2 separate regions of the Homo sapiens genome follow, and region 2 is linked to region 1. The links are chromatin contacts, found by Hi-C or POLR2A ChIA-PET in ENCODE. All regions are on one chromosome and are shown on one strand. The core of a region is the stretch at or near the end of the contact, and the rest is flanking DNA. Distances in the headings are between cores, read along the strand shown.

Region 1 (5,948 bases), core at 3,449-5,948:
CCCCAAATGTGCACCAAGACCAGGCCGCTGGCTCTAGCCGCCTCCTGAGCCTCATGCTAGCGCCCAGCGTGGCAGCCCTGGCCCTCCTGTCCCTTTGCCGTCTGTGCCCACCCACCCTGTCCCGCGCCCCCGCCCACTCCTCCATGGCGTTCGCTCCCCACACCCTTCTCTGTCGAGGACCTTGCTCCCATTCATCTAAACCAGGCTCTCGAAGCCCACCTCTAGCTGCATGTTCTGGGGCTGGGAGGGCAGGCACACGCGTGTGAGCCAGGTCCATGCACACGTGAACACACGTATGCCTTAGAGCACCTGCCTCACCTCGGCTGCCCGGTGGCAGCGCCTTGGCCCTCACACAGAAAACACCAGGGAGTCTGTGCAGCGTGTTTGCCGTGGCCTGGGGTGCCAGGGCCGCCTTCTGAGTTTTCATACAGCACCTGGGGGAGCTTGACCCTCTGCAGGGCTGAGGGCCACGTCTGCCCATGCCCCCCAGCCAGTGCCTAGAAGCAGATAGTTCAGGAGGCTGCAGGGGCTGGGCCAGGTCGGAGGCTGCCCGGGCCTGGCCAGGGGTCCTAGCAGAGAAAGCAGGGCTCGTGCCCATCCGGCTGCCTCCCTGCAGCGAGGGAGGGCGAAGGCCGCCTTCCCAGGAAGGCCCAGAGCACATCTGAGCTGGCAGCTGCGGTCCTGCTCGGACCCACAGTTCTGACAGGAACCTTCCAGAGGATCACGGGCTGATGGCAGAGCAGTGGGGTTCCCTGCCCTTCCAGTCCCTTTGGGATGGCGTTTTACCAGTCCACAAGATGCCCTGGGAGGTGGCAGACACAGCTGTCAGCACCTGGAGCCATGAGGACTTTTCACTGTACGCTCAGCCCAGGTCCGTTCTCCCAGAGGGCTGTACCGTCCCCCACCTCCTCCTGTTGCTTAGTCCAGTCCTGTGTCCGCCCCGCAGACCCTGAAGTGCCATGGGGAAGGCGCTCACACGTGCTCCCCAGGCTTTACACTGGATACGGCGTCCTGTCGCCACCTGGCAGGAAGGGGCGTTCTTTGCACTTACAGGCGAGGGTAGGCCGCCTGCCCAAGCCCATGCTCTTGCAGGTCAGAAGACACCAGGCACAGCCCTTGGCCGCAGCCCTGGGCCGCCCCTGTGGACAGGAAGCCAGGAGGCCCCAGGCTGCTGTGACTGCCCCCACCGGCCCTGGTAGCCCCACCCTTGTCCGTGTGCCACCAGCGGCCCGTGTCCTGTCCTCCCGTCTCGGGGGACCTAGCCAGACAACACCAGAGACTAGCACTGAGGTGTCCCCAACAATTTTATTATAAATAAAAACAAGACTCCCAGTGGGTGGCTGCAGCCCCTGCCTCGGTGGCTGTGAGCACCTGTTGGAGGGGCCTGCCCTTACCCTGGTCTGGAGGCCAGAACCGAGGAAAGGGCTCCCTGCCCCTCCAAGTACACAGGGGAGCCTGAGGTACTGAGAATAAAAACCAGGGAGGGACTCCCAGGCCAGGCGGCGGCCCCGGGCCCTCTGCCCCACGAGGCTCATCCCTTGGAGCACACAGGAAGCTGCCCGTCCATCACACCACACTCTCTTCCAGCCGCTCGGCGCTGCCTCCTACCCCCCGGCACCCTGCCCCGAGCAGCCCCCCATGCACAGAGTGGCTCCGTCGGGCCCAAGCTCCTCCCAGGCGCCTGGCATAACCGTAGCACCCGGCATCTCCCAGGTCCAGAGAGCAGCTGCGCTGCGGCCGGGGCGGGGGGCTCCGCGGCGGGTGGGCCTTGGGTGTGGGGCTGGGGCCTCCATTGGTCTGGGACTGGACGTGGCTGAGCTTGAGGGGGAGGCGGCCATTTCCGGCCCCCCGGCCCCGAACCAGCAAGGCCACAGTGAAGACCAGTAAGGCAGCCACCAGCACACCCCCCACGGCCACGGTCAGGGTCCCGCCCAGCACGTGGGCCTGCAGGGCGTGGCACAGGGGCGAGGCCGGCAGCGTGGAGAAATGGGCACAGCCCAGCAGCCTGGTGGCCGTGAGGTCAGAGGGCCCAGCGGCCGGTGACAAGGCCAGCAGGCAGAGGTCATAGTCAGCGCCGGGGACGAGGTGCTTCAGCAGGAAGTGGTGGCTGGAGGCTGGGACAATCCTGCAGGCAAGGGCAGGTGGTCAGAGCCCGGGGCTGGGGTCTAGCCCCATCCTCACCTCCCCACTCCCGTGCTCCCAGCTCCAAACACCCCTCCCCCTGGGGCCACTCGGGCTCTTGGGTTCACTCAGGAAGGTGAACAGGCTGGAGAGTGTGGCCAGGAGATGGGTGTGTGCACTGGCACAGGACGCAGGCAAGCGAGGGGAATGGGGTGGGGGGATGGCACCAGCAGAGGCAGAAATAACACGCGGGCGCGGGCCATGTGCTTCAGACAGACCCAACCGCCACCTGCTGCCGGGGAGGCCTGCACAGCTCAGTGACACCTGGGACATCTCGGGGTGGGGTCCTTCTGCCGCCCCTTGAGCTCCAGCCCCCTCAGGCAGCCAGGCCAGGCCAGGCCACTGCTCCTCCAAGAGTCCAGCAGCCATGGTCGGGGAGGGGGTGTCAGCCCCAGAGAGAGGAGGGGTGGAAGCAAAGCCTTGTGGGGAGCAGAGGGCGGAGGAAGGGCGCCGGGAGTGCAGCCGGGTGTGGGGCACGCATCCTCACCGGTAGATGAGGGTCTCATCTTCGCTGCTGTTGTACTGGATTTGGAACATCCACACTGGGTCGGCTGGCCGCCCGGGACCCCAGCTCACCAGCCCTGAGGTGGCGGTCACCTCCGTCACCTGCACGGCTGGCTCAGACTCCAGCGTCCCCTCACCCTCGGCAGCAGTGCGAGCGGAGGCGGCGATGTCCGAGGGCCCGGGGCGGCCCCCCTCGGCACTGCTGTTCCCACCATGGGGCAAGGCCAGCACCCGCAGTTCTACTCGGGCTGTGGCCTCACCAGCAGGGTTGGTGGCGATGCAGGTGTAGCCCCCAGCGTCCCCAGCGCCGGTCACCCCAATCTCTAAGGTCCCGTTGGGGAAAGCCCGGGCTCGGGAGGAGTTGCCAACCAACCGGTCGTCAGGACCGACCCAGTGCATGGTAGGCGCGGGGTCACCCAGGGCCCGGCACCGCAGCGTGGCCCGCTGGCCTTCCAGCACCCAGAGGCGCTGCGTGTGGCGGGCAATGAGGGGCGGCTCACAGGAGAACTCGCCCTCGGGCACTGCCCAGAAGTAGCGGCCGGCCAGGCCGGGCGGGGAGGCGCACGTTTCCAGGTCGTCCGGCCGCGCCAGCCGCCGCAGCCACAGCAGCTCACAGTTGCAGTGCAGGGGGTTCCCGCTAAAGCTCAGCACCAGGGGGGCGGGAGAGGCCTCTGCATCACGCCCACGAGAGAAAAGCGGGTCCGGAGCCAGCGTGGCCAGGCGGTTGGAGGTGAGGTCCAGGCGGGAGAGCTGACCGAGCTGGGCGAAGGCGCCTGGGGGCAGTGCGTCAATAAGGTTATGGTCCAGGTTGAGGGTGTGCAGGGCAGGCATGGCGCCGATGCCGGCCCAGGGCACCTGCCGGAGGTTGTTGTAGGACAGGTCCAGGTCCTCCAGGCTCTCTAGGAAGTCGTCGAAGGCTCCCGGCGCGATGCGGCCCAGCTGGTTGCCGCTGAGGATGAGGTGCTGCAGATTGACGGGGCCCCGGAGGCTCCCGGTGCCCAGCTCCACCAGCCTGTTGCCGTCAAGGTGGAGGGAACGCAGGCTCTCGAGGTCCCCAAAGGCGCGGGCCCCAATGCGGGTGATGGCATTGCGAGACAGTGTCAGGTCCACCAGTCCCGTCATGTTGCGGAAGTCAGGGGGCCCCAGGGCCTGGATGAAGTTGTCAGCCAGCCGCAGCTCCACTGTGCGCCGGTCCACGTTGGGCGGCACAAACAGCAGGCCTCGGTGGGCACAGAGGGTGCTGAGCGACTCGGACAGGTTCTGGCAGACGCAGGGCAGCGGGCAGGCGGCCGCTCCACTGGCCAGCAGCAGCAGCAGGAGCGGCGGGGCCATGGTGAGCGCCCTGTAGGAAGGGGCCACAGCCCAGGCACAGGTGGGGCTGGCGCAGGTGCCCACTTGGGCCCAGGACAGTCCCAGAAGCCAGCTTCTGTGAGCCTGGCCCGGGGAGGGGCTGGGTCAGAGGCCCAAGAGGGCCGCCAGAGATGAGGGAAGGTTGGGGCCTGCAGGGCCAGGCCCCCCAGAGCAAAGGTCACATTTCCCAAGCAGTTAAGGGGGAGTCCAGGCGCTGGGGACAAGGTGAGGCATGAGGCAGGAAGCGGAGGAGGACCGAGAGCAGGGAGGGTCCCGGAACTTCCTTTCCCAGGCGTCCCCAGGAATCGCCAGCCGCCTCCCCACTCCCCGCCATACCCTCCCCCGCCAGAGAAGGCGCCCCCCGAACCTCCCGTGGAGTCCGTGGCCCCTCCCTGGCCGGCCCCCGCGCTGCGCCCGGCGGCCCCCTCACCTGGTGTCCGTCGCTCAGGGGGCGCGGGCCGGCCTCCCTGCGAGCCCGGCCGGCCCCCGCCGACTCCTGGCCGCTCTCCCGCGGGGACGAGGCCCGGGGATGACCGGCCGCCCGCCGCCCACCCTCGGGCCCATGGCGCTCGGGCCCGCGGCCCCGGCTCGCTCGGTTCCCGGCACCTTTTCCCGGCGCGGTTAGCGGTGGCGGCGGCGACAGGCGAGCGGGTGCGCGCCGGCGGGCGCGCGCGCCGCGGACACGCACGTGGAGGGCGGACGGGGAGGGGCGCGCGGGGATCCACCCGGGCCCGGGCCGGCTCCTGAGGTCACGGGGACACGCGGCCGCTGCAGCGCCCACGGGTGGCGCCCAGTCACGCCCGAGGCCCGGGCCGGCGCGGGCCCTCCGCGCTGTCCCCCGGCGCTGCCGCAGCGCACTCACCCTGGCACAGGCGCGCGCGCCCCCGGCCATCCTGGCGCCCCGGCATCCTGCACCGCACGGGCGCCCGCCGCCGCGGCGCGAACCTCACTCTGCAGACAGCCAGACAAAGCGCCTGCTCGCGGGCCCCTTCACCATCTCCCGGAGACGGGCGTCTTTGTCACATGTCGCTGGGCACCCTCCCCAACACACCCACACATGCCCACACACCCACACGTCCCTGCACCCACGGGCAGGGCCGAGCGCAAACCCGCACTGTTGCTGGGACCCTTGCGTTCACAGACACACGCTGAAGGTCATAACCGTTCTGCATCACCGAGTCACGTGGAGGGTCCCCAACCGGCACGGGGTTCGGCCGTGGGGGGGGCTGGGGCGGCGCCCCTGGCAGGGCTGCTGCGGGGTGGGGCCGAGAGGGCTTGGCCTCCGGGCAGGCGCCCCGCCCCCGCCGCCCCGCCCTGTCCCCAGCTGCCTCTCGCCTCTCCCTCCCTCCCCAGCTGCCCCGCCCGCCCCGCGGGCCAGGCGTTCCGGAGCCAACCGGCCTCCGCCTCGGGCCGGATTGGTCTGCGCGGCGCGGCTTCCCAACCGCCGGGGGCACGCATTGGGAAGCTGTGCGTCCTCGCAGCGCCTGCGGCCCCTCCCTCCCGCTCTGTCGCCGCCGGGCCATTTCCCTGGAAGAGCGGCTCGGAACCAGCTCCTCTCAGAGAAAGGGCTCCCGGCGTGAGGTGGGGGAGGTTCTTTGCTTCCTGGTTGAGAAAGCTGGGGCTTCGGTGGCTCGGCGAGCCTGGTTTCCTTCCAGCTGTGCCCGCCACCACCAGTGGTCTGCCCAGTTGGGAAACAGGAAGTCACCACCTCCCCGTGTCTCCTGGTCCTTAAGCCACCTAAACCTCAGCCATCCTCGTTCTCCCTCCAGCCCTGATCCCCATGGGCCAGGTGGCAGGAAACTCGGGGAAACCCAAGATTGGAATTCTGATCCTGTCAGCACAGCAGTGTAGTCCTGGGCACGTTACCTGACCACTGAAAACAAGTTCCTCCTGTAGGCCAGGAGAGTTGGATG
Region 2 (6,434 bases), core at 1,754-4,253, 520 kb before region 1:
GCCACAGGGGAGCAGGAACTTTCCCAAGGTCCTGATTTCCAGCTGGAAATCAGAGGGCAGCCACCTGTCCTGCCCCATCCCACGGAAATCTTGGAGGGGCTACTCCTGCTCCGTCTTTCCTCTCTTCCTTCTTCCCCAAACCCCAGCAGCTACCCCCATTTAGGGACTTGGCAGGATAAAGGCACAGTCTTTATTCCAGCCCCCGACCCAACCCAACTGGCAACTCCCAGCCTGCTGCCTTTGCCCAGGCATGGCAGAGGGGCACTGGCAGCTTGGAGATGGAGCTGCTTTTCCCTTTGGCAGTGTGGAAGGTGGGGGAGGGGAGGGGAGAGGCTTGGCCCCCACTAGGTGAGGGGAGAGGGCAGGGAGGCAAGTCCAAGAGGCAGAGGGAGAACACAACTTTCCCAGCTTTCGGGGTCACTACATTAAGATTCAAAGACAAACTGGGGACTGGGGGGCTGTGTGTAAAGCCAATTGTCCCTGTACCCACCTGGCCTGGGTCCCTGTTTCAGAGCTGCAGCCCTCAGTTCCTGCAAACCAGTGCTTTCTGGCTGCCCCAGGTGGATGTGTGCTGGGGATGGCGTTGTCCACTCCCACCTTCTGCTTCAGTGTCTTCCTCTCCCCGCATCCGCTGCTTCCCCCTCTTCCTCCCAGCTCCCTCCTCCCCTCTTTCTCACTCCCACCCATTTGCCTCTTTGTGTCTCCTCTTTCCTTCCCAGTCTTGCCCCTTCTCTGGTCTCACCCCTCTTCTCTCGCCCCCGCCCCTTTCTTCAGCGCCCCCTCCCCTCCGCTCCCCCGACACTGGGGCTGCTTTCTCCCTGACTCAGCAAGGTGCTTTATAAGGTGCTGAGGGGCTCAGCCAAATCCAAACCACATTGTGCAGACTCCACAAGGAGCGGCTTCGAGGCGGAGGGAGAGGCTGAAGCGGCTCCCCTTCTCCCTCTCCCCTCCTTCTTGGCCCCCTCCCTCTGAAAGGGTAGCAGCTAGGGGGACCTCCTGGCTGGCCTCCGTGCCATGCACCCATGGGCATCTGCCTTCTTGACCTTGGCATGGGCATCAAGAAATCACTGGGTTCATCCATCAGGAATGTCACTGAAACTCCAGAGTCCTGGCTGGTGGGGGCAGGGAGGAGGTGCGGGGGCGGTGGGGGGGGCAGAGGTAGGCCCTGAGCACTTTTCACAAGGGTCCCTCCAGGCAGTTTTCATCAGAGCTGCTACTGAGGTCCCTCAAAGTCCCCTGCCCCCCACCCCAAGCCAGCTCTCCTTTCCCAGCCCTTTTTCTCCTTGTTTAGGAAAAAAAAAAGGAAGAAAGGACAGAGAGAGAGAGAAAAAAAAAAACCAACCCAACAACAAAGTCTGTCCCACTCCAGTGAGGTAATTGAAAACAAACTTCTTCCCCACCCCCCCCACCCCCCCACCTCAGTGCTCGCGGTACAGAGAAGGGAAGAGCTGCCCTGGGACCCAGCACTGGCCATGATCAGGATGCCTGCCCAGGCCACAGGTTGGAGGCGCTGGGGCTGGACTGGCAGAGTGCCCTCCCATTCCAGGGGCACCAGGAAGGAGTGGGAGACAAATCTCTGATGCCACTCCAGGGAGAGGCATCACCTTCCAGGTCTGGCCCACCACTGGCCTCTCCCACTTTGAAACAATAAATAAACAACAACAAAAGCAACTTATTACCCAGTGATTTAATTGGTGGTGTGGCTATAGGGCACCCAAGCCTTGGGGACCACATGACTCTCCCCCAGGAAAATCATGAAGCAGGGCAGTCCCCAGCCCTGGGTTAGAGCTGCCTCCTCTGAGCGTGTTCTCCCCGGCAGCCCTTGGAGAGGGAGGAGGGGACCCCCTCTGGGAGGGTCCAGGCATACCCCCAGGTATCCTGCCCAGCAAATCCCAACCCAGGCCTGCGGGAAGGAGGGGGAGCCCTCACCGCTAAGCCACCCCCACCTCACCACCGGAAAAACCAACAACCCGAAACCCCAAAGGAAGGAGAATGCCAGGGTCTTCATGGGGAAACATTTCACAAATGGGGACGCTCGGGCGGTCCATCGCCTTGAATCGGAGCATTCCCGCTGAGTCACCCAAGAAGCCTGTGGTGTTGAAACTGGTCCGTTGCCTCGTGCTGATTAATGAATTACAAATCCCCCACCCATGTACATTCTCCCTGGTCACTGGAGGAAGAATGAAGAACCTTGTGAACTTGAGGGAAAAAGTCCCGCCAAGTGGCCTCTTCTCGCCTCTGGGCCGGGCAGTGGGCCTGCAGTGCCCTCTTCCTCCCCCGCAGGGGGCATTGTGAGCTGGTTAGTCACCTGCCCCAGCCCCAGCGCCTCGCTTAGCTCTAGCTTTTGGAAATGGGACAAGCGGCGGGACAATAGGCAGGGGGGGCGGTCAGCCCAGACAAAGGGCAGCAGGAAAAACACCATCACTTGCTCCCAGGCCAGCTCGCTGGCATTTGGGAGAATGTGTCATTGCATTTACTCAAGGGGGAGGAGGAGGGAAGGTTAGAGATGAGGAGGCAGAGGTAGGGTGGGAGCAGGGACCTCGCACAGGCAGAGGTAGGTTGGATCAGGGACCCCGCATCGGCAGGGGACAGGGGGCAGGGGGCGGTGTCCCAGGCCAACGCCTGGGGAGAAGCCCACCCGAAGCCGGCGCTGTCCCCCGGCTCCTGGGAGTCCTCAGACGGACTGATGGCCTCCCCGCCCCCTCCCCCAGGAGGCCCAGGGTGGTACCGCCACAGCCTCGCCTCACCTCACCCCCCCTCGGTGCTGTGGGAGGGAGAGGGAGCCCCAGAAGCCCTCCCTTCCCTCCTCCCCCCTCCTACCCCCACCCCGGGGAGGGCCGCTACAATTTGTGGTTACAGCTTTACACGTCAGAAAAAAAAAAAAAAAGTTTGCAGAATGTCCCACACCGAAAAAAAAAAAAAATCCGAAACCGAGCGAAAAAAACCTGCGAGTGGGCCTGGCGGATGGGATTATTAAAGCTTCGCCGGAGCCGCGGCTCGCCCTCCCACTCCGCCAGCCTCCGGGAGAGGAGCCGCACCCGGCCGGCCCGGCCCCAGCCCCATGGACCTCCGAGCAGGTAGGAGCCAGGCGGCCGAGGCCCCGACCCCCGCCCCGCCAAGCAGCCACGAGATCCGGTTCCCGTCCTGCCCTGACCCCCGGGAGCCCCGCGCCGGGGCCGGGCCAGGGAGCTGGGCTCGGGCCGGGGGAGGCACGGCTGGGCGCCCTCGAGAGGGGCCGGGCGGGGACGCGGCATTCCTGGAGTCCGCACGGCGGGGCCAGGAGGTGGCCGGGAGCGGCGGGGAGCCCGGACGATCGCAGACCTGGGGAGGCGGCAACCTGGAGCCCCAGCGAGGCGGGCCGTAGGAGCCGCAGCCCCAGAGCCCCGCGCACCAGTCGGGGCCAGAGAGTCCGAGGCGGGGAGCGAGGCTGCGGGTGGGAGGAGGGGCTGGGAGAGGAAGAGGGAGGGAGGCCGGGGGAGCCCGAGGCCGGGCGGCGGGAGGCGAGGGGAGGCCGACACCTCGGGCCGCGCCGCTCTCCCTCCCCGGCCCGCCGGGAGGGGTAGGAGGGCGGGCGGGAGGAAGGGCGGGCGGCGGAGAGGAGGGCGGAGGGCAGCGCCGAGCCTGGCTGGGCCGGGCCGGACGGGCCGAGCCGCGCCGCGGGACTCGCGGCTTCCTAGCTACGCGCCGCGCGGCCGGAACCCTCCATGGTGCCCACGGCCGGGGAGCCGGCGGCAGGTAGGGGCGGCGGGCGGCGGCCGCGAGTCCCCCGGGCCACCGTGGCCTGGGAGTGATTATTGTTTGGCGGGGGGCTGGCGCAGCCGGGCCGGACCCGGCAGGAAAAAGTCTGTCACTGGCCAGGGAGCGGCGGGAGCAGCCGCTCAGCCCGGGCAGGAGGGGAGTTGACGCGCGGGAAAGGGCAGCGCCGGGCAGAGCCCGGAGCCCGGTGCCCCGGACCCCGCCCCCGCCCCCGCCCCCGCCCCCGCCGCGGGGAAGGAGCGACCGGGCGGGAGCGGGAGGGGGCGGGGCCGGGGGCGCCGAGGCCACACAGGGGGAAGGCGCAGCGCCGGGAGGGGTCCCAGAGCGAGAGGTCACCGCCAGCAGGGAGGGCCAGCTGGCAACCGCCGCCGTGCAGCTTCCCGGCCGAGCCCCTCGAAGGAAACCTTCGAAAGAGTCCCCGGGGCTCGCCAGAGGTCCCCTCATGCTTGCTCTCCCCACCCGCCTTCCTTTCCACAACTCCGTGCTGGGCTTCTGGAGCCCTCCCCACAGACCCTCCCAATCCCAGAGGACCCCTGTTCCCCCAGCTCCCAGCCTGGCCCTCCCCCCGGGGTGTGAGGGGCTACCAGGAGAGGAGGGGAGACGGGCGGGTGGAGGCTAAGCCTTGGAGAGAGGCTAGGGGTGGGGGGCACTGGGCACGCTGCTCTACTGGGTCCTCCTTCTCTGACCCTAACCCAGGGACACCTCTGTGCTTTCACTGACCCCGACTGACCTCCGCCACAGCTCGGGAGCACACGTTGCCCCTCACACCGGACAGGATGCGAGTACATATTCCCCTAACAGACCAGACGCGCTCCTGGCCAGCTCAGACACCCTCGCTGCCCTGGAGCCACACGCTCCACCGGGGAGGAAGCAGAGATGGCAATTGTCACCCGGCAGCCCCAGAAGTGACACTGCTGATGGGTGCAATGGCTCCCTGTCCCCTTCATTCACAGACCCACACTCTTGTCCGTCACACTTCTGCACACCACCCCTGCACGCCACCCCTGCACACCAGCCACTGGCTCACTGACACTTCACATTCCTCCCCACGTCCCACCTCTTGTGCACACCTGGCTCCTGCACTCTCCTCCCCCCCCACGCCCCTCTTGATAACAACACCCTTTCCAATTCACCCACCACTGCCCTGGACTCCTCCTTCACTGCTCCTCCTGCCTCTGGCTCTCAGTGGGCTGCTGGGCTCCCCCCTGGCTCCCCGCTGGCCTCCCTGAGCACACCCATGGCCCTCTTGTGGCACAATCAGGAACCCTCTCACTCCAGCCAAAGCCCAACTCCTGTCTCGCTTGCTTGGTTACTGACTTCATAAGGCAGTGGGGCTGGCCCACCCTCAGCTTCTTCCCCTGGGCCTCAGTGACCTCTGTCATTTAGGCTGGAGGAGAAGGGCACAAAGGGGGATGCTGGAGAGGAGAGGAGAGATGAAGCCCCGTGTGTTTCCTCTAGGAGGAATTGAGCTTGCATAATGTGACCTCCTTGTGCAAGCCCACAGTCACCAGACGAATTGGTGGCAAAGCTAGGTCTCCCAATTCCCAGGCCCATGTGTCCCCACTCACCAAGCTACTTCTCAGTGGCCTGGGGTAAAAGGAACCAAGGAAAAGGCAGAAGGGAGATAAGTAAGAGAGGGGAAAGCAGCAGCCCAGAGGGTGGAAGGAAGATGGGTTTCTGTGGGCCTTTGCCTGGGAAGGTAGGTCAGGACACGCCCCTGGGGCAGTTTCCTACCGTCACAATGCCTGGACCTCACCCACTCCATCCCTAGCCCACTCCTCACCCACTCTGCCCGCCTAACCCACTCCATCCCTCAATTCCCCTCAACAGACCCCTCCAACCGCAGCCAGCGCTGGTCCTGGTCTGGCCTTTCCTCCTGGCTCCCATATTCAGCCCAGCCTGAGGCCACCATGCCCCACCTCTGGAGCTCTGCAGTGCCTCCCTGGCTGCAACATTTAGGGCTTACAGTTCTTAGCGTAGCTCTTATAGTCCCAGGTGCAGAGACTCCCATTGACTTGTCCTACCACCCTAAGCACCCTGGCACATCTGCATGGCTGAACTCTCACCCTCACTGGGAAAGGTCAGCCTGGGGGTGTCCAGGCCAGGGACTGAGGGGCAGCTGGCTAAAGTGGCTAAAGACATGTGCTCACGGGTGCGCCTGCCTGTGCAGCTGTCTGGGTGGCCAGTCACTTCCTTGGGCTAAGAGAGAGAGAGTGTGTGTGTGTGTGTGTGTTCATGAGGAGAGCCTTGGTTCCTAGGGCCCAGGGATCTGGATGGAATTAGGGGCTGGCCGGGGGTGGGGGGCTGTTGCAGGAAACGTGAGCTGTACTCGTTAGCTCCTCACGTGCTCAGCCGGATTTATAAACACACAGAGAAGACGGGATGTAAACAATCAGTGGGCAGCAGCCAGAGGCAGAGCTGGGGCGGGGGCCGGGCTGGGGGCCAGGACTGGTGGGGAGGGGGAGAGGGGGACCTAGGACACAGCCCCAGTGGCCGGGGTCCACCTGCACAACATGAGCCTGAGGGAGGATGGATGAGGGCTCCAGGAAGCCCACCACGCACTCTCCTCAGGAGGCAGGCGAGCTGTGTTGGGTTCCCAAGCTCACGACTAAACCGCAGGTGTTCACCCCACGCTGCTTTCCCTCCTGCTGCCTGAGACACGGGCATGGCTTTGCCCA

Evidence for each region. Hi-C counts contacts between places; a loop is a spot of excess contacts on that map. ChIA-PET counts read pairs that join two places held with the same protein, here RNA polymerase II (POLR2A). Pooled maps may share reads with other maps.
Region 2: a loop to region 1 is called in a pooled map, with 6 times the contacts of the local background. The contact joins the promoter of CLCF1 here to the promoter of LRFN4 in region 1. A Hi-C loop is called at or near these places in 1 of 168 maps with a recorded cell type or tissue (PC-9) and 4 of 50 pooled maps. POLR2A ChIA-PET finds 5 or more read pairs at or near these places in 1 of 52 experiments (AG04449).

The regions. Positions count from the first base shown.
Region 1 is chr11:66,855,814-66,861,761 of GRCh38, reverse strand. LRFN4 (leucine rich repeat and fibronectin type III domain containing 4) reads right to left here and starts at 4,698. Exons shown (of 2, transcript NM_024036.5): 1 at 2,669-4,698; 2 at 1,287-2,125. The coding sequence starts at 4,017. The coding sequence ends at 1,567. All of the region lies in intron 12 of PC (pyruvate carboxylase), which reads left to right. RefSeq lists silencers at 4,813-4,922, 5,083-5,612.
Region 2 is chr11:67,370,167-67,376,600 of GRCh38, reverse strand. CLCF1 (cardiotrophin like cytokine factor 1) reads left to right here and starts at 3,003. Exons shown (of 3, transcript NM_013246.3): 1 at 3,003-3,077. The coding sequence starts at 3,062. The region is part of intron 2 of LOC100130987 (a long non-coding RNA gene); the gene reads right to left. RefSeq lists silencers at 2,665-2,714, 3,275-3,614.